Linked DNA regions of Homo sapiens: region 2 is linked to region 1. A link is an interaction called in ENCODE POLR2A ChIA-PET data of the cell type or tissue named here. Cell type or tissue: A673. All regions are shown on one strand. Links, peaks and the distances in the headings refer to the core of each region. The heading gives the core; the rest is flanking DNA. Region 1 has its middle 110 kb from the start of LINC01734. Region 2 has its middle 14 kb from the start of LINC01734.

Evidence for each region. ChIA-PET counts read pairs that join two places held together with the same protein. Peaks named below come from ENCODE experiments on the same cell type or tissue, not always from the same donor. Only the 100,000 strongest peaks of a DNase experiment are listed, where the experiment ranks them.
Region 2: POLR2A ChIA-PET joins it to region 1 with 9 read pairs; 2 of 35 experiments call an interaction of 5 or more read pairs at or near these places.

The regions. Positions count from the first base shown.
Region 1 is chr20:39,116,250-39,119,171 of GRCh38, forward strand. No RefSeq gene overlaps it. Among named protein-coding and RNA genes, the nearest start is that of LINC01734, 110 kb to the right of the region's middle. In A673, for the core only: no CTCF peak of the experiment used is centred there; a DNase peak (open chromatin) is centred at 1,512.
Region 2 is chr20:39,237,749-39,240,670 of GRCh38, forward strand. No RefSeq gene overlaps it. Among named protein-coding and RNA genes, the nearest start is that of LINC01734, 14 kb to the left of the region's middle. In A673, for the core only: no CTCF peak of the experiment used is centred there; no DNase peak of the experiment used is centred there.

The DNA.
Region 1 (2,922 bases), core at 138-2,637:
TCAGACCAATCAGATGCCTCCCCAGGATTTCCAGTTAGGAGCTGGAGAAGCTGACTTGCCTCTGGGGTCACTGATCTGGAAGGAGGTGAGGGGTTGCTCACAGCCAGAGCTCTAGGAGAGAACAAAGAAGAGGAAGCTGGTGACCCAGTCTTGTTGGCAGGTCCTTCTTCAGTTCTATGAGGTGCCTGAGCATGTATTGCTGTCAGCTGTGGCAGAAAATAGTTTTCATTTTTTACTTTAGGCTAGTTTGAGTTAGTTTTCTGTCACTTGCAACCAAAGAATCCTGATGAATTCAGCATCCAACATTAACATCACAGTCCCTCTACTCTGAGCCCTGTCTGAACCACCCGCCATCCCGCTGGCATTTCACAGTGGTGTTTGTGCCTCCTTTCTCCTCCCCTGCAGTTCATGCCTTTTCACAGATTGGCTGAGGATTCTCTGAACACTATTCACTCCCAGAAAGTTCCCAACACCACCTGAATGCATTTATCTTTTAAAAATTATGGTAGAATACACACACAACATTTATCATCTTAACCACTTTTAAGTATATTTCAGTGGTATTAAGTTTATTCATACTGTTATGCAAATCATCACCAAATCCTCATCCATCTCCAAAATTCATTTCATCTTACAAAACTAAAGCTCTGTACCCATTAAACAATAACTCCCATCCCCTGCCTACCCTCCTCTCTCCAGCCCCTGGTTACTACCATTCTAGTTTCTATCTGTGTAAATTTGACCATTCTAAGCAACTCATATAAGTGGAATCATATAATATTTGTCCTTTGGTGACTGGCTTATCTCACTTAACATAATGTCCCCAAGGTTTGTCCATGTTGTAACATGTATCAGAATTTCCTTCTTTTTTAAGGCTAAATAATGTTCCATTGTATGTATATACCATATTTTGTTTATCCATTGATAAACACTTGGATTGCTTCTGTGTGATAGCTATTGTCAATAATGCTGCAGTGAACATGGGTGTGCAGATATCTCTTTGGCATACTGATTGAAATTACTTCGGCTGTATATCCAGAAATGGGATTGCTAGATCATGTGGTAATTCTAGTTTTAATTTTTTGAGGAACTGCCATACTGTTTTCCACAGTGACTATGCCATTTTACATATTTTACATTCCCACCAACAGTGTATGAGGGTTCTAATTTCTCCACATCCTCACTAATGCCTTTTTTTTTTTTTTTTTTTTTTTTGCTAGTAGACATCCTGATGGGTGTGAGGTAGTCCTAATGCATTCTTAGTAATGACAATTGTATCAGTTTTGCTCCATAAAAACTACTTTAAAATCAGAGGCTTAAAACAACCACTATTTACTCAGGTCATGATTCTCTTGAGTTAGGAATATGGACTGAGCTCAGCTGAGTGGCTCTTCTGGTCTTGGCCAGACTTACCCATGTGTCTAGGGCAAGCTTTGTGTTGACTTGTCTAGGAAGACTTCAGCTGGGATGACTCATTGGTGCTTCATGCCATCTCTCACCAGAAAGCCAGGCTTGCTCACATGAAGGCTGGGCAGAGTTCCAAGAGAACAAACTAAAGCATTCAGTGGAAGTGGCACAACATTACTTCCTCTGAATTCCACTGGTCAAAGCAAATCACCAGGCCAGCCCAGATTTAAAGTGTGGGGAAATCTCTGTCTCTTGATAGGAGGGTCTGCAAAGGCAAATTGCAAAGGGATGTGGATATGAGAAGTGAATAATTACAACCAATTTTTTTTTTTTTTGCAAAATCTAGCATAACAACTTTTCAACAAGCTTTCATGTCAGACAGAAGGAATTTGCATTTGAGATTTGCTCCAATGGGCTCACCCAATTCATGAGTTTCAAAGGCTGTGGTTCACACCTGCAAAACTAGACTATGCTGGGAATTGTGGAATCAAGGCTAATGCCTGATAATTTCAAATGAGAATTTTTTCCTTCTAAAATCAGTGGATATTTCTGAATAAATTGTTCTTTCAGTCACGAATCATGGAGGCAAGAGCTTCAATTCTCCATTCATTTGCCATAAGCAGTTGACTCAAGGACAGCTCTGACTGTCTAGCCCTGTCTATTAATGAGTGCCATTATACAATTAACTTTTCCATCACCTTTAGAAGATGCCAAGCCAGACTCCTCCTCAAAGCCCACAGTGAACAGGGGAGCCTCCACGGAGCTCCATAGCCTGCTTAGATGTTCAGAAAGTAAAAACCAACTGAAAGTGAAAGACTTCTAAAGCTCAGAGCTTTCCCAGTAACTGGACTAATGGAGAGTACAGCCAGATCCAAATGGTTGGAACTGTTGCCAGGGAAGTAAAGGGAAGTAGGTACCTCCAAGCATTTTATTAACCTGGTAAATCAGTCCCTGGAAGCCCACTGGGAAGGTTTGGAGCAAGTTTCCTACTTCGTTATTTTAGTCACTGCTACTGTAATGCTGCATAACAAAACACCTCAAAGTCAGTGGTAAACAACAAGCATTTATTTTTCTTTCTTATGGGTCTGTGGGTTGGCTGGGGTTCAGGGGATTTTGGCTGGGCCAGGCTGGACTCCAGGGAGGATGTGGGATTCAGATCTGTTCCACAGAGCTTTGTTCTCCTTGGAGCAGTGGCTCTCCAGAGCATGAGCTTCCCATGGAGAATAGGAGGAGCTCAGAGGGCAAGTAAACCATCTGTGCCCACATGAGGCTTCTGCCTGGTCATGCGTACTATCATCCTATCAGCCAGTGTGAGTCACGTGGCCAAGCAAAACATCCATGGGGGTAGAGACATAAGCTTCTCTCCCAGTGGGAGAGCAGTGCAAGCACTGCAAGTTACGTGGCAAAAGTTGAGATGTATAATCTTAGTATGGTGGAGTAAGAATTGAGACTGAAAACAGAATCTACCATATTTACCCAGAGGGGGTTGGAGGTTGAGGTATTGAGGTTAAACCT
Region 2 (2,922 bases), core at 217-2,716, 120 kb after region 1:
GAGTCTCACAGAGGAGCCCTTTGGGATGGAGGTGCATTGCTCTTTAACCTCTTAACAAGTTACCTTTCTTCTGTTCTCATCTCAATTTCCAAACCCTCACACTACTTTCTGAAAGCACCTCCCAAAGAAATAACTTGTAGCCAAATCTTAGTCTTCAGATTTGTTTAAAAGCAAACCTAAAGGGTTTCCCTAAGCTAGAACAGATGTGTATTGTACATGGTGTAAAACCTGGTGCACATTCTAGTACACATGTGTACACGACACATCTGCATCAAAGTCTGAGTTAGGCCGGGCGCGGTGGCTCACGCCTGTAATCCCAGCACTTTGGGAGGCCAAGGTGGGTGGATCACGAGGTCAGGAGATTGAGACCATCCTGGCGAACACTGTGAAACCCTGTCTCTACTAAAAATACAAAAAAATTAGCTAGGCATGGTGGTGGGCGCCTGTAGTCCCAGCTACTTGGGAGGCTGAGGCAGGAGAATGGCATGAATCTGGGGGGCAGAGCTTGCAGTGAGCAGAGATAGTGCCACTGCACTCCAGCCTGGGCAACAGAGCGAGACTCCATCTCAAAAAAAAAAAAAAAAAAATTCTAAGTTAGTGCAAAGACATAATTATTGGTTATATTTTCACGGATGTGGTTTTCTTGCCTTTGAGTATATATAGTAACTGGAATTAGGCTAAGATTTGTTTATTATTCTAATCAATAGATACGAATGATTTGTAATCAAATCAATTGCATTTAAGTAATTGGTGCTCAGAAATACTTGAGGGAGATTCAGAATGGTGCTGTCTTGGGTGGTTTTAATCATCTTACCCCTGAATCTTGCTGTCACCATAACTTTCTATCAAACCTCTTCTTCATGAATCGAAGATGTGCTGGAGTCCAGGCCCAGCCTAGCTCTGTCGCCTCCACACTGGCCAAGGTGTAGGAGGGACACATTTCAGATTATTTGGAGTTAGTGGGGGCATCTGGACTAGCATATGGGGACTCCAAGTGTTGTCCTGGGAATTCTATTGGAAAATTATTTTTGGACACTCTTTGTAGCTTAAGCTGTGTGTGCATCCCTCCAGAGAATTACTGACAGGTGTCTGGGGGCACTACCAATGTGGGTCACTGAGCACTAAAAGTGTGTTTATTTTGGACCACTGGGAGATTTACTTTGAGCTGCATATTCACTGGAGGGCTGGCTTTTGGTTACTACTTTTCTAGGACGTCCCCCCCACTTCTGATGTGCTGAGCGCTGAGCAACTGTTAATTCAGATCTTCTGGGGATGGTGGGGGGTTGGCGGAAGAGTTTACTTCACAGCTTCATATAGAGCATAGACCTTTGGGGTCTTGGTGAGATTGAGGAGGGTCTTCTAATAAACTCTCAAGCTTGAGTTGACTTCGACGTTGTCTTCTCTTTCCCACATTCTATGAGGTTGTGAACATTGAAGCTCAAATTGTCCAGATTTGGCAAATACTGTCTGGACAAAAGTCTCTTCGGCATTCCATATCTCTCTGGGGTTCAGCCTTTACTTCTACTTTGTACTGATAACTCCTTTCAGCTCTTTCATGATTTTAGGAAGATTTACAAAATACATTTGACCCATTTTTTAAAAAGTTACTTTCATCAGGGAGGCTAATTCCAATACCTAATCCACCATATTACAGGAGACAAGTTTCTGTCCCAAGGATTTAACAAGGAGCCTCTCTCAGTTGAACACTGAGCAGGAACCATGAGTTGGAGAGGATTCTGGAGTGTGAGGACAGGACTTTTAAAAACCTTAGCTCACCATTGCAGCTTTGGACATTAGTCTGCTGGTGGCCCCATTTATATAGATCAACCAGTCAGGGAATTAAATACTCTTGTCTTATGAACCAATGGGAACTGGAACAAGTTTGATCTGTCTTATTACAGAGGGCTGAAGTCCTGATTTGGTAAAAGTATTCTGTGATTGGGAACCTAGTTATACCCAACTCATCCATCCATCCATCCATCCACCCACCCACCCACGCACCCACCCAATAAATAGGGACATAGTGGAATCCCATTCTGAGAGAAACTCAGAGAGGAAGGTGAAAACAGACAGCACACATGTTTTAACAAGCCTTCCCTGAAGGATTTAAGGTATTCATATGCCCCATTTGCAAACTCCTTCCTGAGCCAAGTGTTGGATCCAACACCCTGTCATCATGAACAAATTCCTGATAAAATACATCTTGTATAAAAATGAGAATGAGAGACAAGTCTTTGTGAGAAGAGTAGATAGATGTTTAAATTAAGATTAAGATTTTTTGACTGGTAGTTACCACCCCAGTCTTTAGTCTAATTCTGGCCACTGCTAATTTTATAGGATTACAATGGGAAAAGACACTTTCTTCCCCTCTTGTGTTTCATATTGTTTTCCACTGAAGAAAGGGAAATATTAGAAAAATGCCTTTCAGGAACGAGGTCCTATATTAGAGCAATAAAAGCTAAAACCCTAGATCTCAATGGTGCAATGCAAAAAACGTTCATTTTCCATTTATTCCAAGTCCAGTGATTGTGCTCCTGTTCTGTGGCTTTCCTGAAAAGCTTTCCTTCACGTGTGACTCAGGGACTAAAGATATTGCTATTTTGGGATGCTACCACATTAACTCTGTCAACCAACTTAAACTAATTGACATCTATAAAACAACAACAGCAGAAATCACACTCTTTCCGAGTGCACATGGAGCATTTACCAAGATAGGCCATATTCTGGGCCATAAAACAAACCTATTAGTTTTGATAAATTTGAAAGGATTCAAGTCATAAATAGAATTTTCTCTGACTACAATTAAATTAGAAATCAATAAGAAAAAAGATACCTGAAAAATCCTCAAATATTTGGAAATGAAATACCACACTTCTAAATTAGCCATGGGTAAAAGCAGGAAGTAAAACATTTTTAACAAAA